2 separate regions of the Homo sapiens genome follow, and region 2 is linked to region 1. Evidence: read pairs that join two places in POLR2A ChIA-PET (ENCODE). Cell type or tissue: GM12878. All regions are shown on one strand. Links, peaks and the distances in the headings refer to the core of each region. The heading gives the core; the rest is flanking DNA. Region 1 overlaps MMP20 (matrix metallopeptidase 20). Region 2 overlaps TMEM123 (transmembrane protein 123).

Region 1 (12,323 bases), core at 7,732-11,731:
AATTGCTTTCTTAATTTCATTTTCAAATTGTTTGTTCAGGTGTATAAAAACACAATTGATTAACACATTGAATTCATTCCTTGCAACCTTTCTGAACTCATTTATTAGTTCTAAAAGTTTTTTTAGAGTATTCTCTAGGGTTTTTCTATATAAAAGATAATACCATATGCAAAAAGAAATAGTTTTACTTTCTCTCCTATCTGGATAATTTTTATTTCATTCGTTCTTGCTTAATTCTCTTGGTTAGGACCTCCAGTACAATGTGAATGGAGAGATGAGAGCAGAAATTTTTGTTTTGTTTTTGATGTTAGGAGGAATGCATCCAGTCTTTCACCACTGACTATGCCATCAGCTGTGGGTTTTCATAGACGCTCTTTATTGATTTGAAAACGGTTATTTTTATTCCTAGGTTTTATTCCTAGGTTGCTGAATGTTTTTTTATCATGAAATAATGTTGAATTTTGCCAAATGCTTTTACTGTATCTACTGAGATGATCATATGATTTTTGTTTTTATTCTATTGATATGGGACATTACATTAATTGATTTTTGGATGAATTCCTGGGACAAATCCTACTTGGTCTTGGTGTATAATTCTTTTCATACGTTGCTGGATTTAGGTTGTTGGTGTTTTTGGAGGATCTTTGTAGCCATATTCACAATAGATACTGGTCTGAAGCTTTATTTTTTTGTCATGTTTCTGTGTGGTTTTGGTATAAGGATAATGCTGACTTCAGTGAGTTAGGTAGTGTTTTCCACTCTTCTATGTTTTGGAAAAGTCTGTGAAAAACTGGTATTAATTCTGTTCTTTTCTAAGGTTTGGAGGAGTTTGTAAAAAAATTGACATTAATTCTTCTTTCAATGTATTGGTAGAATTTACCAGTGAACCCTTCTGGGCCTGGGCTTTTCTTTGTGGATAGTTTTTGATTACTGCTTTAATATCTTTTCTTATTGTAGGCATATTCAGACTGTGTATTTCTTCTTGACTCGGTTTTACTAGATTGTGTCTTCTTATGAATTTGTCCATTTCATTTATCTAATTTATTGGTATACAATTGTTCATAGTATTCCTTTATGACCTTTTTTATTTCTGTAAGGTGAGTAGCAATGTCTCCTCTTTTATTTCTGATTTTAGTAATTTAAATTTTTTCTTTTGGCTGGGCACAGTGGCTCACACCTGTAATCCCAGCATTTTGTGAGGCTGAGGTGGGCGGATCACGAGGTCAGGAGATCGAGACCATCCTGGCTAACACGGTGAAACCCCATCTCTACTAAAAAATACAAAAAAAAATTAGCTGGGCATGGTGGCGGGTGCCTGTAGTCTCAGCTACTCAGGAGGCTGAGGCAGGAGAATGGTGTGAACCCGGGAGGCGGAGCTTGCAGTGAGCCGAGATCATGCCACTGTACTCCAGCCTGGGGGACAGAGCAAGACTCCGCCTCAAAAAAAAAAAATTGTTTCTTTTTTATTTGATCAATCTAGTAGAAAGTTTGTCACCTTTGTTTATTTTCTCAAAGAACCAACCTTCAGTTTTGTTGGTTTTCTCAAATTGTTTATTTATCATCTATTTTATTTATTTCCATTATAATGTTTATATTTCCTTCTTTCTTCTTGCTTTAGGTTTAATATGTTCTTGATTTTCCATTATCTCAAAGTGGAAGGTGAAGTTATTGATTTGAGATTTTTCTCCTTTTTAAATATAGGCTTTTATAGCTATAATTTTTTTCTCTGAGTGCTGCTTTCACTGCATCTCATAAGTTCTGGTATGTTGTATTTTAATTTTCATTTATTTCTAAGTACTTTCTAATTTCCCTTGTGATTTCTTCTTTGACCCATTGGTTGTTTAATAGTATGTTGTTTAATTTCCACATATTTGTAAGTTTTCTAGTTGTCTTTCTGGTATTGATTTCTGGCTTTATTCTATTGTGATCAGAAGAGATACTTGTACGACTTAAGTTGTTTTAAATTTGTTGAGACTTGTGTGGTGGCCTAACATATAGTCTATTCTGGGGAATGTTCCATGTTCACTTGAAAAGAATGTGTATTCTGCTCTTTTTGGGTATAGCATTCTATAGATATATGTTAGGTCTAGTTGGTTTACAGTATTGTTCAAGTCTTTTATTCTTTGTTGATCTCTCTGGTTGTTCTATCCATTACTGAAAGTGGGGTATTGAAATCTTTAACTATTATTGTTTCATTATTGACTTATCCCTTCATTTCTGTCAATTACTGCTTCATACATTTTTGGGGCCCTGTGTTAGATTCACATATGTTTATAATTACATCTTCATGGTATATTGACTTTTTGTCATTATAAAATGTCCTTCTTTATTGCTAGTAGCATTTTTTATTTCAAAGTCTGTTTTGCCTGATAATAGTATAGCCATTCAAGCTTTCTTATGGTTGCTATTTGCATGATATATTTTTTCCATTCTTTTACTTTCAATCTATTTGTATCTTTGAACCTAAAATGTATCTGCTGTAGACAGCATATAGGTGGGTCTTGTTTTTTACAATCCAATCTGGCAGTCTTTGCCATTTGATTAGACGGTTTAATCTATTCACATTTAATGTTATTGATAAAGTTGAATTTATGCTTGCCATTTTACTTTTTGTTTTCTGTATAACTCATGTCTTTTTGGTTCCTCTATTCATCCTCACTGTTTTCTTTTGCATTAGTAAAAATTTTCTAATGTAACATTTTAATTTCTTTTATAATTGTTTAACTGTATTTTCCTAAGTGATTTCCTTAGTGGTTGATGTAGGGCTTGCCATATACATCTTAACTTATAAAAATCTGCTTAAGACTTATACTAAATTAATTCCAGTGAGATATAGAAACATTACTCCTATATAACTCTATTTCTCTCCCCTTCCTTCTGTGTTATTATTGTTATACCTATTGTATCTATCTACATCTGAAGCCCCAAATTAATTGTTATAATTATTATTTTATATAATTTAATGTCTTCTAAAGAAGCTGAGAAGAGAAAAGAGAAGATGTATATATTTGCAGCTTTTGTTATATTAAGTTTCTTAGTTGCCATTTCTGGTTCTGTTCTTTTGTTCCTGTGAATTTTAGTTACCATCTAGTGTCTTTTCTTTAGCCAAATACAGTTTTGCTCCCACCTACTTCCTTCATATTATTATTGACAAGTATATTTCTACATGTCATAGCCTTAACAATACAATTATACAATTATATGCACATTGTTTAATATAATTGATTTTCCATTTTTAAATTAAGAGAATAAAGAAGAAGAAATATGCATTTATACTGTCTTTTACATAATTACACTTACTACTGATGCTCTCTGGATTTTTGTGGGGGCTTGAATTGCTATCTAAGCTCACTTGCTTTCAGCCTAAAGAACTTTCTTTAGTATCTCTGGTCAGGCAATCTGCAAGTAACAAATTCTCTCAGTTTTTGTTTCTCTGGGAATGTCTTTATTTCTCCTTCATTTTTGAAAGATAACTCTAGTGGATATAAGATTCTTGGTTGAGTCTTTTCTTTGAGAACTTTGAGTATGCTTTCCACTGCCTTTTGGCCTAACTAGTTTATCTGGCTTCAAGTCTCGTTTCCCTCTAATTCAGTCACATTGCTAGGGGAGTGTTATTTTTATAACATTAATCTTATTGAGTTTCTCCCTTATGGAAGGTATTTAACATGTCCCTCTTCTCTGCAGAATAAACACTGATCTCCCTAGAAAGGCATTGACACTACATGATCTGTAACCTGGTTTCCTTGGGCCATCGTTCTGATTTTAGTCTATATTCTAGTCATACTGAACTGTTTGAGGTTTTCCCCATGCTCACATGCTATTTTGTGCATCAGTAAATTTGCTTCAACTGCTTTCTCTGCCTGGAAGCCACCCACCCGCACCTCACCCTCTGTCTGGGAAACTCCTACACAACTCTCAAAGTGGAGCTCAGCCATCACTTCCTCTAAGAATTATTTCCTGATAATTTTGCTAAGTTGGCCATTTCCTCTTTGTTTTGACCCACTGATCTTCATGAAGTCTTGTATCAGAGCACTTTTGGCACTTGGATTTCTGTTAGTTATTTATCTATATATTTACCCTCAACTGTAAGATCTGTTGAGGGCATTAATAACACCCAACATGAGCTGAATGCTTATTATGTGACAGGCATTTCACATTTTTCCCTTTCAATGCCATAATTCTAGGAAGTGTATACTATTTCTACCCCCATTTTGCAGATGATGAAACAGACAGAAAGGTGATCCAAATTGTCAGATAATTGTTGGTAGAGTTAAGATTAACACTAGGACTTTTTACTTCTGCCCATTCTTAACCAGCAAACTCTACACCTTCTCTTGAATGTCACTAGTACACAGGCTGACACATAATATGTCTAATAAATGTAGGTTGAATGTGGTAGTTTAGTCATAAGTTTTTTAAAATTTAAAACATGAAAAAACAAGATTTTTGAACCCTATTTCATCTTATTTTTATTACTTATTATTTATTTATTTATGGTGACTATAAAATCCTCAAATAAAAACATCTATTTCTAGTATTTCTGAGGCATTCAGGAAGAAGAGAATGTGGAAGACGTATTCTACTTTGCAGCAATGATGCCCCGAGTCTGACTGTACAGAAAGAGTGATTCAGGGTAGAGGGGCAATATGATTGAAAAGGGGTAGGATCTGCAGATTTGCAAGTCACTTTGCATAAAATTCAGAAATCATTGACTATCTTGAAGAATTATGGAGGTGGTGACACCCCCTGCTGCCAGAAATCCCTTGATGTAGCCACTGCTCTGCTACTGGTAGGCAAGGAAGAATATGTAAAAGGAGAAATCAGCCATAGGTAGTGGAAATAATGTAAAAAATGAAAAACTGATGGAACCATTAGGGCCTGCTAGAAAGAGAATAGGAAGGAATAAAAGTAAGGGGAAGTGGTTCTAGTTGGCAAAGTTTAACCAATATGTCATTTGCTGATGTAGCATGTAACGGCATCAACATAGTAGAGCCTCCTATTTGGATTTGACATTGTGGTCCTCTGTGCGCTGCTCCCCTATAAGTAACTACCACACAGAGACATGGGTCCTCCCTTTTAGAGCCTAATCCAACCTGGCCCCAAGCCAACCTTCAATCCTCTGTGGAGGAAGTTCCTCGGTCATTTCCTCATGGCATTTCATTCACTAAAACTGGGTCCAAACTCTGGGAGTTCTTGCAGAATTTCCAGAGACTTTTCTTCCCTTGGCACATTACTTACGTCACAGACTGAACTAGCATGAGGAGCAAGGAAGAACTTGAGAAATGTCTAAGACAAATAAAACCTAACACACTTTCAGTGGATGTCAATGTAGTGAAATTCTTATTCCATAACTTGAGGCTTGGGACCTTCCATATTTTTGAGTATGGCCATGTGCTTACCTACAAAACTTCATTTATCTCCTTTGTCCTTTCTTCTCAGTTCCATCCTTCTACAGTAGGGACATAATGACTAAAGCTCCCCTGGCCACCTCGAGTCATGAGGCAACCACGAGAATGCAAGTATGTGTTAAGAATAGCAGAGCAAAATGTTTAAGGGAACTTGGGTCCCTGTTGATCACCAGCCTGCCATACTGGCTCTAAACTGTCAGACTTTTTACACATATGAGAAAAACAAACCCTCATGTGTTTAAGCCACAATTATTTTGGGGTCTCTGATACTAGTGGCTAAATTAAATTTCAAACCAATAGAAGGCTTCATATGACAATAAGATGTCACACATATGAGGCCCTGTAAAGCACACTGTGCAGAATTCAGGGGTGTTTATGAATAGGGCCAGTACAATAGGTTTCTCTAAACTTTTGAGCTATAGGTGAGGGTTGTCTTACTCCTTGTTGCATACACCAGTGTATGTGTTGGAGTGCGTAAAGTAGAAGACTGCCATTGCTGAAGGGATTGTCTATGTTTTGCCAAAAGCAGCAATTTCAGTCCAATGTTAGGGGCCTTCAGTATTTAAAAAGGAAATTCCCTTTGACCAGATTTTTGACTGAATCGCCGCTCAGAGAAATATTGAGGTTTAAGCAATTTGTTATGCATCACAACTTGTTAAGAAATTATTTGTTAGTTACCATATAAGTTCTGTTGCTGAAGAATAACTCTTTTTGAGCACCTGCTCTATGCAGACCTTGCTAGGTATCTGTGTCTGCATGCATTACATCACTTAATACCCTCTGTAACCTGAGAAGGTTAGAAGTGCCTACGATGGTTTCCTTCCTTAACCAGAAAAATGAGCTTGTTAACATTTTAGTTAATGCCCTAGACCAACTTTTCGGTGAATCTATTTATCTAGATTACAAAAGACTTCTCCTTAGTAGACACTCACAGAGGCCCAGTTGGAAAGGTACAGTACGATTTTCTCTGGGGGCAAAGAGCATCACTAAAATCAGAGAGCCTTGACCTCCCCATCCTAAAACTTACAGAGAATTTTGAACCTCTGCCCACATCTCTTAACTTAGCTGTTAAGTTTCAATCCAGCCTGGCTGAAGGTATATGCTTTACTGCAGGTGCTGGTGGGTGGTAGATTAGACCAAAGATCAGGTGATAAATGGGCAAGAGAGACAATGGGAGAGTGGATAATTCCCCCATTGAGAATCACACTGTGAATACCCTTTAAAACATTAACTGAATAATCCTAACATAAACGCCCTCATACTCCAACAGACGTGCTTACACATGCATCTCTTGATTTTATTCTCTGAAAATTCACCAGGGGAATTGGATTTCTCAATACCTATCTTCCTGTATATCTGCTGTGTGACTACAGCCACCTTATCTTAAAGAAAGACTTTAGAGAATCATACTCTGTCTTGCAGATATTAGGGCCTTAATAAGTGAATTCCTGTCATCATGTTTTAAAAAGGAAGGTCTGAGAGAAAAATAGCTGGCCTAGTGGCTTAAACACTGGTCTGGAAGTGACAGCTCATGACACCGCATGACACTGAGCAATGCTTCCAGGGCTCTCAGTGGCCCAGAAGAGTCAGCAGAGTCCATATTTGTTTGCAATTCCTTCTTTATAAAAGAAATTTGCTTTCTTATGAAATATATTTATGTGCCTCACTTATATTATTTTCTCAACTCCAAATTGGGGAAGAAAATATGAATCAGATAGAATAAGATGACAAATATTTGTTTTGAAATTTCTTTTATACCACAAAAATGATTATTTAAAATACGTGATAGAAAATAAAATGAAAGCTCTTGGAACAAAGTTGGGTGCTCTCCTGTTTTCTTCAAGACCCTTTCATGAGCCTAAGGTGTCTAGCATTGTCACCTGCTTAGAATCTGCTTTTGCTTTTCTCTTCGGATGTTTAGATAAACAGGCAAAAAAGAGAAAACTGGGAACAGAGGAAAGCTGTGCAGAGGCAGAGGTGATCTTTGAAGGAGCTCCTCTCATTCCTCAACATGAGTCAACTAAGGATAGAAACTCAGTAGCTAAGATAAGGTGTGACCCTATGTGCAGTGATTGGATGACAGATGACATCTGATTCAGACTTGCTCATACGAAGCCCCTGAGGACAGGAATTGAAATTATATGTTTTCCTTTGGATAAGAAGGATTTTCATATTCTAGGCTGGATAAAAGGACTAAGCAATAAGGCCTTTTCCTTCCAGCAGAACTATCCTTCAAAGAGACCCATGGTCAGGACCATCTCCATTTTGCCCCAAATCATGGAGTATTGTGGGATGCATTTGATGGTCACATAACAGCAAAGTCAGGCATTCTCAGTGGGTAGTTAGGGATTTGGTGATGCTGCATCTACGCTTTTAGGCCACTAGGTGTCCGGTTAATGAGTGCATTGAAAGATCAGGATGTGTCAAGTCCTACAGACCAAACAATGGGATTATTGAATGAAGGTTTCACTCATCATTTTGATGGTTCCATATCTTGAAGACAGTCAACCATCTGTAAATCGCACCCCAGTGGCCGAGAAGAGTCAACGGGCCTATCGCAAACTTGCTTTGCATTCTTTCGTGGAAGGGTTTTTATCTTTTTAAAATCATTCTCATTAAATAAAGATAGATAGTAAAAAGGAAAAAAGCCATACCTGTAGTATTCATCTCCCACAAAGAAAAGGGTCTTCTGTGGCTCCCTGAGGTAGACAGCAGCATCTATTTGCTGCACGTGCCTTGGAAATCCAAAGTCATAAATAGTCCGAGGAGGACCTTGCATTTGGAATCCTCTTGTTATCCAGTAGTGGGGACCTGAAAACAGAAATTAAAGTTTACGAAAACTCTGCACCACTTGGTGATGCACTTCTCTCATAAAGATTTCTATGAAGGCTCTTAAATGGGGTTAGTTTATGGGATACTTGCCATGGCTATAACCCAACAAGAGATATAAGCTTCTAACTATTCAGTTCAGTAAAAGACTTCAAACTTCCCTGGAGGCAAAAGTCCCTAGTTATGCCTTAAGAAAGCAATAACATTGATAAAATTGTGTTTTACATTTAACATACTATGTCTTTCAAGATATCCTTCATTTATAATCTCATTTCACCTTCATAGATCTACGAGAGAGAATGGGCAAGTGACATGCAAATGTCATGATTTTTACTTAAATTGGCACTTGCTTTCTAACCTTATCCCTCAGTATCAAGAACATATAAGCTAAAACTGATAGTTATCACCTACTGGATAACTTCCATTGGCTCGCCATTGTCACAACGCACCTTCAAGGTTTATATTGCTATAATCACTTTGCAGAGGAAGAAATGGAGCTCAGAGCCATTAGATAACTTTCCAAAGTCACTCAAATAGTAAAGGGCTAGAGCCAGAGATTGGTATATGTGTCCACCTCCTGAAGTCAAAGGCGTCCTCCTCTCCTGGCTGCTTCTGACCACAGCATAGAAGTAAGGGTATTGTTTACCTCCCACTGAGTTCCACACTGGCTTTTATTTATTAAAGGATGTCAGTAGAGTATACACTGTCACTCTGAGCAGAGGTCCTGTGTGGCAGGGACCATGTTTCTAGCTCCCTAGGCACTATCACCTAACACAGTGCCTTACTAGCCTAACAGGCTTGGTTCTCAGGGCCACTGCCATCATTTCCATTGTTACACAATGTCGGGTATAACAAATGTAGGGTGGCATTTCATACCCAACCTGAGGACAAAGAGCAACTGAAATGTGCTCCATGATGACTGGAAAAATGCTGGCAGGGCTAGATATGCCAAATGAATGGGGCACTGCAGCCCTGCCATTTCTTTCTTTGAGGGATCTGTAGGGTACCTTTGAAGAAGTAAGCAGTGCCCCTCTCAGCCACTTCGTAAGCTGCATCCACATTGGACATGAGCTGGGGGAAGGAGCTGGTAATAGTGCTGGGCCGAATTCCTGTCCGCAAGTGAACCTGCCGTCTCCAGAAAATCCTATGGGACATTCCAAAAAAAAAAAAAAAAAAAATCAAGATCAATGATTGATTTACATATAAAATTGCACTTTGACTGAAATGTACTCAGAGGCCACTCACTAAATGCCCTTTGCTCTTGCCTTGCCTTGCCTTGTTTTTTTTCTCTTTTCTTTTTTTTTTTTTTTGAGATGGAGTCTTGCTGTTTGGCCCAGGCTGGAGTGCAGTGGCATGATCTTGGCTCACTGCAACCTCGGCTCACTGCAACCTCCACCTCTCCAGTTCAAGCAATTCTCCTGCCTCAGCTTCCCGAATAACTGGGGCTACAGCTGTGTGCCACCATGCCTCACTAATTTTTGTACTTTTAGTAGAGACAGGGTTTCACTTCACCACATTGGCCAGGCTGGTCTCGAACTCCTGACCTCAAGTGACCCACCTGCCTCGGCCTCCCAAAGTGCTGGGATTACAGACATGAATGACCATGTCCATTCCACCCTTGCCATGTTTTTAAGGAAAAACACAACTTTTTGGACCTTGGTAAACAGTTTCTACTCCCTTTTCATTGTCTTAGCATTTCTGTGATCCCCTCTCCTTCGTTTATTTAAGGATGTTCAAAATAATGAAAGAATATAGCAAAGTAATAGTATCAATTATTTACACATTTAAGCTATGCACCCCCCCATTCCAAATATCACTTGATACAAATTTCTCTTTCCTTTTCTGATCTTTTAAAAGTTAAAATCTTACAAAGGTAACTATGATCCAGAAGGTGGACATTGTGAATAGTATGTAAATGAACCAGAAGTCTATGGTTGAGTCATGCTGATTAGACCCTGTAAAAATAGCGAAAACATTAATAATCATAAGTTATGGTGTTGCCTACATAATTGTGCGCTGGAAGCATTTACATCTTTGAGTCTGATGGCTAGTTAACAGAAAATCTAGTACACACATATTGATTTAAGGCTTAGCAATTCATCTATCCATTTACCCAATATTATAGTCATAAAATTGTGGCAGTATACCCATGAGGGTACTGGATTGAAACTGACAATGTAATGTGCTCTATTTTATAGTTTGAAGATGAAAATCATTTTTTATAAAACACGAATAATTTACTTGTCTTCTTAGGAGCCCAGAATTACTTCACAGGATTATTTGGGGACTGGGAAACTGTAATAAAATTTTGACATTGAACTTTCCTAGTGGCTAATTTAGGAATTCTCCAAATTTTATGTAGAGTTTTCCTATTCAGTTAATCTAACAAATATTTATGGAGCACCTATCATCAGGCACTGTGGTGGACATCAAGGATGAAACACTGAAGAAGATGTCGGCCCTGCCCTCAATATGTTTACAATCTAATAGTAGAGACTGATTAGTAACGATCAGAGTGATTGGTGCTACGAAGAGTTAAGTTCAGGATACTTTGAGAACACACAAGAAGTATATCCCATTGCATTTAGGGGCTTAATAAAGGTATCCCTAATGAGGCAACTTAAGCTGATGATAAAATCCAAAAAAGGAATGTATTGGGAAAAGATAAATATTTCCTCATGTTTCGTAAGAGGCATCATGGTGCAGAAGGAAAAACACATTGTGTTTGAGAAGATGTGGGCTAGAGTTTTAACTCCACTGCTGACCAGCCTCTCCAAGCCTCAGTTTAATCAGCTTACATGGGAAAAATAATTTCCTGGCCAATATCATGAGACCATTATAAGGATAAAATGAGATAATGAATATGAAAGTGTATTATAAACTGTAAGGTGCCATATGGATAGATACTGTTAGTTTGAAAAGGTATTATTTGCTTAGGCCTTAATTACCTGGTAATTGGGCACCCTCCATAGACAATACACAAGCCCCAAACATCACAGCCTTATCTAAAGCGTATGTTTTAACTGATGAAAAACTGAGATCCAGAAGGGCTGCTGGCCCAAAGGTCACTGGTGGTGAGGGGCAGAGACGGCCCAGCTCAGGCTCTAGCTGCCTTGAGGTTAGTCACATGTCCGATCTCACCTACTTGCTCATGCTCAGTCTCGTGACCTCTGGTTTTTTCTTTGTTTGTACTTTGACCCTTTGTCCAATCAGACCTGGGCTTTTCTGAAGGCCAGAGGGACTGCTTCCCTTTTCCCTTTTCTCTCCACCACCTCGTAATGAATACAGTTTTGGGTATCCAGAATCCCGCAACTACTTCTTGGATTAATTGGGAACCTGGGATGAAACCTGAAGAGCAAGTGTGTTCCAATTAATGCAATTCAATACATAGCTCTGAAATGTTTTCTCTTATAAGTTGCTGTGCTAAGACACAAAGTGTGCATTTAAGAATATTATAATGATGAGGCCATGTGGGGAAAGTGGGGAGGTAGAGGAGCAGATATGTCTTCCCAAAACTAGGCTCTGTCTGAATGATGTCTCTGATGAGGTGTAGTAGACTTCCAGCTGCTTTCTCTTTGATCACTCTAAAGCCAGATGCATTTTCTTGCATTTCTCACTTAAAAATCAACAAGCAACTCTAGGCAAAGCTAAGTCCTACTTTTTAGTTGAAGTTTTGGGACAGTGATATCTTGAATGACTCAACATGAGAAGTAGTAAAGGGTAGTAGTTACGAGCTCAGGCAAAGGAAAACTGTACTCTTGAAACTTTTCACAAGTGGTAGACTCTCAAATTCCTTACTAAGGAAATATTGATGTAGGATATCGTGAGGACTAAATTGAAGTAGTCATTGTAAATCAAGTGTGATTTTGCACCCTGGGGGACGTTAGGCAATATCTGGTGACAATTTTGGTTGTCACAGGTGGGGATGAGCAGTGCTATTGGAGTCTAATGAGTACAGCCAGGGATGCCACTAAACATCCTAATGCAAAAGACAGCTCAACACAACTAAGACTTATCTGGCTCAAGATACCAGTAGTGTCAATGTTAAGAAACCCTGCTTTAAACACCACTATGATGTAGTGTAAT
Region 2 (12,323 bases), core at 3,284-7,283, 170 kb before region 1:
GAGGTTGCTATTCTTATTTCAGACAAACTTTAAACCAATAACAATCAAAAAGGACCAAGAAGGGCATTACATAATGATACAGGGTTACCTCAACAAGACAACTTAACTATCCCATATAAATATACACTCAACACTGGAGAACCCAGATTCATAAAACAAGTTCTCAGAGACCTATAGACTCTTAAGATAACCACACAATAGTGGCGGACTTCAAAACCCCACTGACAGTATTAGACAGATCACTGAAGCAGAAAACTAACAAAGATATTTGGGACCTGAACTCAACACTTGACCAAATGGATCTAACAGATATCTACAGAGCACTCCACCCAACAACAGAATATACATTCTCCTCATCTGCACAAGGCACATACTCTAAAACTGCACATGACACATACCAAATGCTCAGCCATAAAGCAATTCTCAACAAATTACGATTCTCAAAATCATACCAACCACACCCTCAGACCACAGCATAAAAATTTAAATCAGTACCAGGAAGATCTCTTAAAGGAAATTAAACAATCTGCTCATTACTAACTTTGGGGTAAACAATGAAATTAAGGCAGAAATAAAAAAATTCTTTGAAACTAATGAAAACAAAGCCACAACATATCAGAATCTGTGAGACATGGCTAAAGCAGTGTTAAGAGGAAAGTTTACAGCTCTAAATGCCCACATGAAAATGTTAGAAAGACCTCAAATTAACAACCTAACTTTACACCTAGGGGAACTAGAAAAACAAAAGTAAACCAACCCCAGTCCTAGCAGAAGAAAAGAAATAACCAAAATCAGAGCTGAACTCAATGAAATTGAGATGTGAAAAAACATACAAAAGATCAATGAAACCAAAAGTTGGTGGTTGTTATTATTATTATTATTATTATCATCATTATTTTTGAGATGGAGTCTTGCTCTGTTGCCCAGGCTGGAGTGCAATGGTGCAGTCTCAGCTCACTGCAACTTCCACCTTCTGGGTTCCAGTGATTCTCCTGCCTCGGCCTCCCAAGTACCTGGGACTACAGGTATGTGCCACCACACCCAGCTAATTTTTGTATTTTTAGTAGAGACAGAGTTTTACCATGTTGGCCAGGCTGGTGTCAAACTCCCGACCTCAGGTGATCCACTCACCCTGGCCTCCCAAAGTGTTGGGATTACAAGGTGTGAGGCACCATGCCCAGCCCAAAAGTTGGTTATTTGAAAGAATAAATAAGATTGACAGACTCCAGCTAGACTAATAAAGAAAAAAGAGAGAAGAGCCAAATAAACACAATCAGAAATGATAAAGGAAACATTACCACCAACCCTACAGAAATACAAAAAACCCTCAGAGACTATTATGAACACCACTACGTATACAAACTGGAAAGCCTGGAAGAAGAAATGGATAAATTCTCAGAAACACACAACCTCCCAAGACTGAACCAAGAAGAAACTGAAACCCTGAACAGATCAATAATGAGTTCTGACATAAAATCAGTAATAAAAAAAAATCTACCAATCAGGAAAAGCCTTGGACCAGACCGATTCACAGTCAAGTTCTACCAGACATATATTAATAAAATATAAAATTATTCCAAAAAATTAAGAAGAGATTCTACCCTAGCTCATTCTATAAGGCTAGCAACATTCTGATACCAAAACCTGGCAAAGACACAACAAAAAAAGAAAACTTCAGGCCAATATCCCTGATAAACATAGATACAAAAATCCTCAAGAAAATACTAGCAAACTGATCCACCAGCACATCAAAAAGCTAATCCACCATGATCAAGTAGGCTTTATTCTTGGGATGCAAGGTTGGTTAAACATAGGCAAATCAATAAACGTGATTTATCACATAATGTGAACTAAAAAAACCACGATCATCTCAGTAAACAAAGAAAAGGCTTTTAATAAAATTCAAAATCCCTTTATGTTAAAAACCCTCAACAATCTAGGTATTAAAGAAACATACCTCAAAATAATAAGATCCATCTATGACAAACCTACGGCTAACATCATACTGAGTGGCCAAAAGCTGGAAGCACTCCCTTTGAGAACCAGAACAAGACAAAAATGCCCACTCTCACCACTCCTATTCAAGACAGTACTGGAAGTCCTAGGCAGTCAGACAAGAGAAAGAAATAACAGGAAACCAAGAAAAAGTCATAACAGGTAACCAAGAGAAAGTCAAACTCTCTCTTTGCAGATGATGATTCTCTAACTAGAAAACCCCAGTCTCTGCCCAAGGGCTCCTAGATCTGATTAACAATTTCAGCAAAGTTTCGGGATGCAAAATCAATGTACAGAAATCAGTAACATTTCTATACACCAATAATGCCCAAGCTGAGAGCCAAATCAAGAATGCAATCCCATTCACAGCAGCACTCCCTTCCCCCACCACAAACATACAAATACCTAGGAATACAGTTAACCAGGGAGGTGAAAGATCTCTACAACGAGAATTATGAAACACTGCTCAAAGAAATCAGATATAACACAAATAGAAAACCATTCCTTGCTCATGGAGAGAAAGAATCAATATTATTAAGATGGCCATACTGCCCAAAGCAATTTACAGATTCAGTGCTATTGATATCAAACCACCGTAAGTGGAAAAAAGCTCTTCTAAAATTCATATGGATCCAAAAGAGAGCCCAACTAGCCAAAGCAATCCTAAGCAAAAAGAACAAAGCTAGAGTCATCATGCTACCTGACTTTAAACTATACTACAAGACTACAGTAACCAAAACAGCATGGTATCGGTACAGAAACTGATACACGGAACAATGGAACAGGTTAGATAACCCAGAAATAAAGCCTCACAACTACAGCCATCTGATCTTTGATAAAGTTTAAAAAAAAAAAGTGCAATGGGGAAGGGACTCCCTATTCAATAAATGGTACTGGGATAACTGGCTAGCCATAAGCAGGAGATTGAAACTGGACCCCTTCCTTTCACCATATATGAAAATCAACTCAAGATGAATTAAAAAGACTTAAATGTAAAACCTAAAACTATAAAAACCCTAGAAGACAGGAAGGGAGGGAAGCAGAAAAAAAAAATAAAACCCTAGAAGAAAACCTAGGAAACACCATTCTGGCCATTAGCCCTGTCAAAGCTTTCATGACAGAGACACCAAAGGCAACTGCAACAAAAGCTAAAGTTGAAAAGTGCAACCTAATTAAAGAGCTTCTGTACTGCAAAAGAAACTATCAACAAAGTAAACAGAAAACCTATAGAATGGGAGAAAATATTTGCAAATTATGCATCTGACAAAGGTCTAATATCTAGAATCTATAAGAAACTTAAATGAACAGGCAAAAAACAACCCTTATTGAAAGGATATGAACAGACACTTCCCAAAAGAAAACATACACATGCAGCCAACAAGCATATTAAAAAAATGCTCAACATAATTATTAGAGAAATGCAAATCAAACCACAGTGAGAAAGCATCTCACACCAGTCAGAATGGTAAAAAATAAAAAAATAACAGATACTGGCAAGGCCATGGAGAAAAAGGAATGCTTATACACCGCTGGTGGGAATGTAAATTAGTTCAGCCACTGTGGAAAGCAGTTTGAAGATTTCACAAAGAACTTACAATAGAACTACCATTTGACCTAGCAATCCCATTACTGGGTATATACCCAAAATATAAATCATTATAAAGACACATGCACACATACGTTAACTGCAGCACTATTCACAATAGCAAAGACATGGAATCAACCTAGATACCCAACAGTGGCGGACTGGATAAAGAAAATGTGGTATTAATAATATACACCATGGAATACTACACAGCCATAAAAAGGAATGAAATCACATCCTTTGCAGCAACACGGATGCAGCTGGAAGGCATTATCCTAAGCAAATTAACACAGAAACAGAAAATCAAATACTGCATGTTCTCAATTATAAGTGAGAGCTAAACAATGAGTACACAATGGACACTAAGAAGGGAAGAATAACACACCAACACCTGCCTGAGGGTAGGACCAGGGAGGAGGATGAGGATGGAAAAACTACCTATTGAGTACTACGCTCATTACCTGCGTGATGAAATAATCTGTACACCAAACCCGTCACACATGATTTACCCATGTAACAAATCTGCACATGTACCCTCGAGCCTAAAATAAAAGAAAAACAAAAAGTGCATGCATTCAAGTTTATGGCTTTTCATGTTTACTATTCTAAAAATTAAGGTACACGTTGTACTAAAAACGTTCATTCATTCATTCATCCATATTTAATTTCAATCCTTATTCATGTTTCCTCATATCCTGAATAAGTACTTTTAGCTATCAACATCAATTGTCAAACCAGGGTTAATCATGTACCTTGTATACCTGCCTGGACATGAAATTAATCCAATGGTGTGAGGCAAGAAAGGTTCCTTCACAAACCTCCAGAAGGAGTTTTAAATGGTACTCTAGCAAGAAATCACCAAGAGAACTAGAAAGTCTCCTCCTTCATCAGCTCTCAGCTACCTAAACTCCCCAGGGCAACTGCGTGTCCAGTCTGTTAGACAATGGCTTTTTAAAAGCATTTTTTAAACTACTTTTAAAAGTCAGTATATTCCACACTAGCATTATACCCTTGAAGACATAAATAGTAAAGTGAGCTCAATAGGTCTCTATTAGAAGAATAATGAGATGGCTGAATAAGGAACAGATTTATTTAATCTAAAAGGAGAATTCAATTTTTCTATTTAGGAACACAAATTATTAGTGTGGATTAGAGGTATTAAGATGGGGTGGGTAGTTCTGCCTGCATTTCTAGCTGCAAGGCAGCATTATCAATTCTATCCATCAGCTCTTCAACATTTCTCCCATGCTTGGAATGGCTTTTATGGATTAGGCAGAAAATGAACTGCTTCTCCCTTGTTTTAAGCCTTGAAATATTAATCCAGGAAATACACTGTAAGCAACTCAGAACTTTTATATTCCCTTCCAGTTACATGCTGAGGCCAAATTTCGTTCTGTAGAAACTTAGAAAGTATACTGGAAGGCAATGGGGAAGAATGGTTTTTATATAAAAATATGCACAAACATGAATTATATAGGAGTTAAGACACTCTGTCTTAGAAACTATTTGCATCTCCAGATCCCTTCCCCATCCTCATCCAGCCTGCTCTCTGCCCTGAGAGGTGACACTTACAGACTGCACTGACAGGCTCCCTTGCCCCCCAAGGCTTCTGGTTAGGTTTGGCCAAAGGGAAAGCATCATTGTTAATGTTTTATATTCCTCACTATTCTTATCAGTTTGTATTACTAACGTGACTAAGAGAACAGCAAATGTCTTTTACTGTCTAGGCATAGATCTGACCTGGAATGAGCTCACAAAAGCTGAGCCCTGTGTGCTCTATAGGTATCTGTCTGTCCCAGCAGTATTCAAAGAATACTTCAACAGTGCTCATTCTGCACCGAACGCTGTTCTAAGTATTTTATAAACATTTGTAATTTTCATAACCCTAGGAGGCAGATGTTATTGTCATCCCCATTTTACAGATGAAACTAAGGCACAAAGAGGTTGAGTAACTTGCCTAGGGTCACAAACTAGTAAGGGGAGGAGCCAAGATTTAGACTTCCTCAGGTTGGCTAAGGAGTCCCTGCACTTCATCACTATTAGGCTGCCAGTCACAAGGAGCAGTATCACAAAGTCAAGAAGCTTTGGTTAGGACAGATGAGTGAATGTGTCAATGTTCCACTGTTAACCTTTAACACATTGCTGACTAAGAATGATAAAACTAGGGGGCCACCGGGCCTGGTGGCTCACTTTGGGAGGCCAAGGCGGGTGGGTCACTTGAGGTCAGGAGTTCAAAACCAGCCTGGCCAACATGGTGAAACCCTGTCTCTGCAAAAATACAAAAATTACCCAGGTGGGGTGGTGCATGCCTGTGATCCCAGCTACTCTGGAGGTTGAGGCACAAGAATTGCTTGAACTCAGGAGGCGGAGGTTGCAGTGAGTCAAGATGGTGCCACTGCACTCCGGCCTGGGTGACAGAGCAAGACTCCATCTCGAAAGAAAACAACAACAAAAAAACTAGGGGATAAACAGACTTTAGGCAGAAAAATAACAACATAAACAAGCTCAGAATTACTCCAAGTATTTTATAAACCTCCACTGGGTATGTACCAAATACTCTTGATATGCCATGTTCTATAAACCTGCATACAAGACATACTATCAGTCTGTCTCCATTATAAAATCCACATGAAATAATAACAACAACAACTTCTCATACTCTAAAATATCATTTTATTGTCACAGCGGGACTAAAATGTGTGAAAAAACACATCTGGAATATTTTGAAATAACATTATTAGAGCTGTATTTGCAACCCTGAAAGGCTGTGCAGGTGGTGCTGTCACTCAGTTACAGAAGATTTATGGTCTAAACACGGGGAATAAGCATGTGTAATGTGCAGCTGCCACATAAGAATTTGGTCATTAACAAGCTCAAAGCACCACAACAAAGAGATATTCAGTCAGCAAAAAAAAAAACTGTCTGCTCGAATGTCAGCACAAAAGAAATCCCTAGAGATGACAACTGTACAGTTTAGTATACTAGTAAATAATTTTAATTCATTGTGTAAAGGCACTAGAAAATTTAATATTTAATACTGAACATGTTTTCTTGCAAGACAAAGGAAAAATGGAAACTTCGCCAGTTACTAAAAACACATATTGTTTAATGTTAGTAATGGTACCAAACTGAAGATGGCAGTAATCTGGGGAAGGAGGAAGCAAATATTGAACATATGCTGTGTGCAGTCACCATGCTAGATGCTTTTCATATTTTTAATTTTTAAAAAATTTCGCATGATCTGTAGAACATCAATGGGAGATGGGTTTGCTCCTCCCAATTTGCAGATGAGAAAACTGACCCAGAAGGTTAAATAAATGCCCTGAAGTGCTGTTGGAGGTGGCAGTGAAGACACTTTAACTTAGGTCTTTGAGCTGCTCTGAGCCTGGTGCTCTTGTCATTAGTTTAGTGTTTCTTAACAAAAATCTACCTGAATTCTAGAGTCTGGCGTATTTGATATTAACTGTACATATTGATTAGGCATTAATTTTACCACTATCTTCACTGCACTAGAATCATCATCAATCAATACAGTGTACACACTTCATCACTAATGTTGATGGTAAAGGTGGAAAGAATGGCCGAGTGTGGTGGCTCATGCCTGTAACCCCAACACAGTGGGAGGCCAAGGCAGGTGGATCACTTGAGGTCAGGAGTTTGAGATCAGCCTGGCCAACATGACGAAACCTTGTCTCTACTAAAGAATACAAAATTAGCCAGGTGTGGTGGCACACGCCTGTAATCCCAGTTACTCGGGAGGCTGAGGCAGGAGAATCGCTTGAACCTGGCAGGGGGAGGTTGCAGTGAGCCGAGATTGTGTCACTGCACTCCAGCCTGGTTGACAGAGCAACACTCCATCTCCAAATAAAAGGAAAAAAAAAGTGAAGAGAATAACACAAACATCTGTGTTCTCATCATTCTGCCAATTAGGAAATCCCCAAAAAGTGTGCCCCTCCTCAACTGCATCCCTTTCAGAATAACCACTATCTTGAATTCTGGGTTTATCATTCTCACACATTTCTCTTTATTTTTACTTCACACCAATCTATTTCTAAGCAACATAATACCGTGCTTTTCATACATTAAAATTTTATATAAATAGCATCATGCAAAATGTATTTGCTTTTTGCACTCAATATTATGTTTATGAATTTCACTCATGTTGACATCTTTAGCTCTATTTCATTCATTTCTCACAGTATTTAAAATTTTTATCCTAAGAGCTATGTTTTAAGATGTTTTATGTTTCCATGAGTCTGGCATCATGCAATGATTAACTCCAATACCTTTCTGAACAATCTACCCAGAACAGAGCTGAAAGATAAAACATGTTAGTACACATTGAGGTTTTTTAGTTACAGGAGAGCTACCTCTCAGGCCCTCAGAACCCAACACCTACTGACTCGACAATCCCACTTCTAAGAATCTAGCTAAATCCTAGCTCAAGCTGCTAAAGGTGTGTATTTATGTTCACTGCAGCACTGTTTAGAAGAGTAAAAATAACCACAAATGGGGGCATGGCTAAGGAAAAATTACGGTATATCCCTACTATGTAACACAGTGCAAACATGCAAATGAATGAGATACAGCTATACATACTGTGGTGGTTTTAAAATATGCCCATAAATTCTTTGATAAGCCCCCCTTCAAAAAGTGAAGCCTCATTCCACTTCTCTTGTGGGTGGACCTAACCAGACTCTCTTCTGAGAACAGGGCAGAATGAAATGATGCTATACGACTTCTGAGGCTAGGTCATAATAAGGATAGCTCCCTCCCAGCTCCCTTTAAAGTCCACTCCCTTTTAGGGAAGCCTGGCATGATGCTGTGAAGATACTCAGGCAGCCCTATGGGGAACCTCATATAGAGAACTGAGGCTGTCTGCCAATAGCCAGCCATGTGAGCAAGCCACACTGGAAGAAAATTCTCTATCCCCAGTTAAGCCTTCATGACTGCAACCTCAGATCTGACCCCAGCTAAGCTACTTCTAAACTCCTGACACATAGGAACCATGAGATAATAAGCGTAGTTTTAAACCACTTAGTTCTGGGGTTCTGCTATGTATCAATAGATAACCAAAAATGTATTAACACAAAAAATCAGTAATTCATAGTTCAGTCAAAAAAGCAAGTTGTACAATATTATGTGTATGCCTTTTTTGTACAGTCACACCAGCTAACAGTGATTATTTCTAGGGAGGTATTGGGAAGACAAAGGGAGGGAGGAACGCATACTTATTTTTTTATACACTTTTGCATTACTTAAAATATTAAGTGCGTGCATTATTAACTCCTACAATTTTTAAAAGGCTATCAAGATTTTAAAAAATATATAAAAGTTTTAAACAAATTCAGATTTTTTTAAAAAAATCATCTCCTGTAAAAGAAAAGAACAAAATGACTTTAATTTTAGACACACTGCTAACAAGTTCTATTATGTGGTTTCCTAGTTGACTGCTGATTAAAAGCAGCAAATTGAGGGAGGAGTGGGCTATTAGAGGGAGGCATAATGCCAATACAAAGACACAACAGTTGAGTCTGTCACCAAAAAGGAGACAAAAGCTAATATAAGCCATCTGAAGCCACTCAAGTGTAGGAACAAAGACCCCTACGTATTTATAAAGAAACCTCTGAGCATGTAACTGTCTCACAAGACTATGATTATAAAAACAGTATTTATAAAGCAGTGAATACTTTATCATGTATTTATAAAGCAGTGAATACTTTATCAAGTATTCCATATACTTTATAGAAGTACACTTACTGCCATTTTACAGATTTGAAAATAAACTCAGGGCCAGGCACAGTGGCTCACGCCTATAATCCCAACACTTTGGGAGGCTAAGGCAGGTGGATCACTTGAGGCCAGGAGGTTCAAGACCAGCCTGGCCAACATGGCAAAACCCCACATCTACTAAAAAATACAAAAAATTAGCCAGGCGTGGTGGCGCACACCTGTAGTCCCAGCTAATTGGGATGCTGAGGTGGGAGAATCGCTTGAACCCAGGAGGCGGAGTCTGCAATGAGCAAAGACTGCACCACTGCACTCCAGCCTGGGTGACAGAGCAAGACCTTGTCTCAAAAAAAAAAAGAAACTCAGTAAGCGAGGGGAGTCAGGGCACAGAAGACCCTGAGTTTCATTCTAAGAGTTCAAATTTGATTTATATAGATAAGACTATTTACCTGGCACAGAAAAGGGAGCGGGTCAAAGCTTGTAGATATGGGTCCTCAAGCCACTACAGCCAGAATGAATGTTCCCTCCAGAACACCCAATGCTGTACTGATTGCATGCTCACTGAGCAAGTTTTTCAGAAGCACACTCTTGGTCAAAGACAAAAATATGTTTTTATTTGGTGTTTCCAGGAAACACTAGAGGCAGAAAACCTGTTTGTTGAAAATACAGAAGCAAGAATGAAGAATATCCTAATTTGTATCCATTTCTATTCTCAAGATGATAGCATATGTGTCTAATATCTGTCAATCAAATACTTGTGATCTCCAAGCAGCACCCAGGAATATCAGAAAGAAACAGAGGCTTTTACGCCAACCAGTTCTGTGCTGAAATTGTGGCACAGTCATCTTCTGTGTAGCTCTTTTTTCATCTCTAAAATAGCTAAAATAACACTTAACTCATATGGTTATTGTATGGAATGTAAGAACAAGGATGAAACACCTTGAACAACAACGCTTGGCAACAGCATCATGCTCAACAGATGGTTACGGTCCACTGTTATGAACACGAGCAGTATCATTTTATAACAGGTTATGTGCAAATAATAAAGATGGTTGGCTTGGACCTTCTTTTGAGCATAGACCCATTTCCTTCCCCCTCACCACTGTTCATGTTGTGTCCTCCAATGATACTGATAAAAAGCATTGTCTGTTTTTCGTTTGTCCATCTATCAATGCCACATCCACTCAGACCTAGGTCAAGCACTGTTTCCTCCAGGATTGTTTTTTTTTTTTTCTTTTTTCTTTTTTTTTTTTTTTTTGAGGCAAGGTCTCACTCTGTTGCCCAGGCTAGAAGTGCAGTGGCATGGTTGCAGCTCACTGTAGCCTCAACCTCCCAGGCTCAGTTGATCCTCCCACTTCACCCACCCGAGAAGCTGAGGCTACAGGCATGTGCCACCACACCTAGCTAATTTTTGTATTTTTTGTGGAGACAGGTTTCCCCATGTTGTGCAGGCTGGTCTTAACTCCTGGAGTCAAGCAATCTGCCTCCCAAAGAGCTGGAATTACAGGCATGAGCCATTGTGCCCGGCCCTCGAGATTTTCCTAACTGAAAGTAAGCTCTCCCTCTTCTGAGTGCTCACTTACATTATCTGCACCTTTATTATTGTACTTAGCATACTGGCCTTTTACTATAGTTATTTTTGTTCTTATTAACTTTCCAATTAAATTTTAAGCACCTCATGGTGATATTTATGTCATGTCTCTGTAGCTCCCCCAGTACCTGGCACAGTGCCCAACACATAGAATGTACAAATGAACATTTGTTGAGTGGCTATAATGAAATATCAGTCTTAGGTAACAGAATTTCCTCTAAATATCAAAAGGAAGGTCAGCTGGATTTTGGCAGCTTTGCTTTTGAGTCTAAATAACCATAGTATCCTATCAGAACTCTTGACTTTGCCATTCCTGACCACTGTGTTTAGATCGTTCTTAACAATAATAACAGTTAACACATCCATAGCACTTATGTGCCAGGCACTGTTCTGAATGCTTACCTACATTAACTCATTTAATCCTCACAACAACTTTAGGAAGCAGTAATAGAAGGGAGCCGATGCAGACAGCACTTTTACGCCCGCATCACAATTCATTTCCCTCTATATTTATTATCTTTTTTTTTTTTTTTAAGTGATGGTGTCTCGCTCTGTCTCCCAGCCTGGAGTAGATGTGGGTCCTCAAGGAGAACTGCTTTGAGCTAACTAGTAGACTTACAAAGTGCTCATCGTAAAAGATTTTACAAACAAAACAAAAAGCTTAAAACCCTTGAGTGGAAAGTTATCTAAGAGCAATTTCTTTACAATAATTTTCCCTGCTTAAAGAGGCTGCTATGTAAGTTTTAGCTACTGCAAAGAAGTTAGAAAAATTACCTTTGACTTCAAAAAGTTTACAACCAAGTAAGGTATGCAAAGATCTTTGGTGTCCCTTTGTTGCTGCTGTTTAACAATGAAAGCAAATTTACTTACTAGAAGACAAAGATACAGATTGAATAAACTCATGGCTTAATGTTTTTAAAGTAGTTCCCCCCCCCCCCCCATTTATTGCTCAAAATCCACAACTGGCTATTCAGTTGATAAAAAGTTTTGTGTCTGGGTATATATATCAGTTATTTGAAGTTCTATAGTTGGGATATTGCCAAACCAAATTGAAGTTTTCTAACTATAAATGTATTACTGTCTATTACAGGAGAGAACTCTGAGATTAAGTTGCAGGGTTTTTTGTTTTGCGGGTTTTTTTTTTTTTGCTGGTTCTCTTTTTCACAATCTAGTCTGTGGCTGGAACACACTATACATATCTTTATCCTCCATATCTAGCTAGCTCACTGACAAACATTGTTGTTCAAACACAGTTGGCTTTTGTTTAGTTTCTTAAACAATACATGCCTTTTAATATCAAATGGCACCATGCAATCCTACCACACTTACATGAACTCGATCAGTCTTCAGTCTTAACTTGTTCCTTGAGCTTTTTGTTGACTGAATTTCACAAAAGAGGACCCAGGTCTCTGCTGAAGTAGC

Evidence for each region. ChIA-PET counts read pairs that join two places held together with the same protein. Peaks named below come from ENCODE experiments on the same cell type or tissue, not always from the same donor. Only the 100,000 strongest peaks of a DNase experiment are listed, where the experiment ranks them.
Region 2: POLR2A ChIA-PET joins it to region 1 with 5 read pairs; 4 of 35 experiments call an interaction of 5 or more read pairs at or near these places.

What each region holds. Positions count from the first base shown.
Region 1 is chr11:102,585,377-102,597,699 of GRCh38, forward strand. MMP20 (matrix metallopeptidase 20) reads right to left here. Exons shown (of 10, transcript NM_004771.4): 7 at 9,245-9,381; 8 at 8,063-8,219. Among named protein-coding and RNA genes, the nearest start is that of MMP20, 34 kb to the right of the region's middle. In GM12878, for the core only: a CTCF peak has its summit at 7,798; no DNase peak of the experiment used is centred there.
Region 2 is chr11:102,415,033-102,427,355 of GRCh38, forward strand. The region is part of intron 2 of TMEM123 (transmembrane protein 123); the gene reads right to left. Among named protein-coding and RNA genes, the nearest start is that of TMEM123, 32 kb to the right of the region's middle. RefSeq lists an enhancer at 5,803-5,852. In GM12878, for the core only: no CTCF peak of the experiment used is centred there; a DNase peak (open chromatin) is centred at 5,669.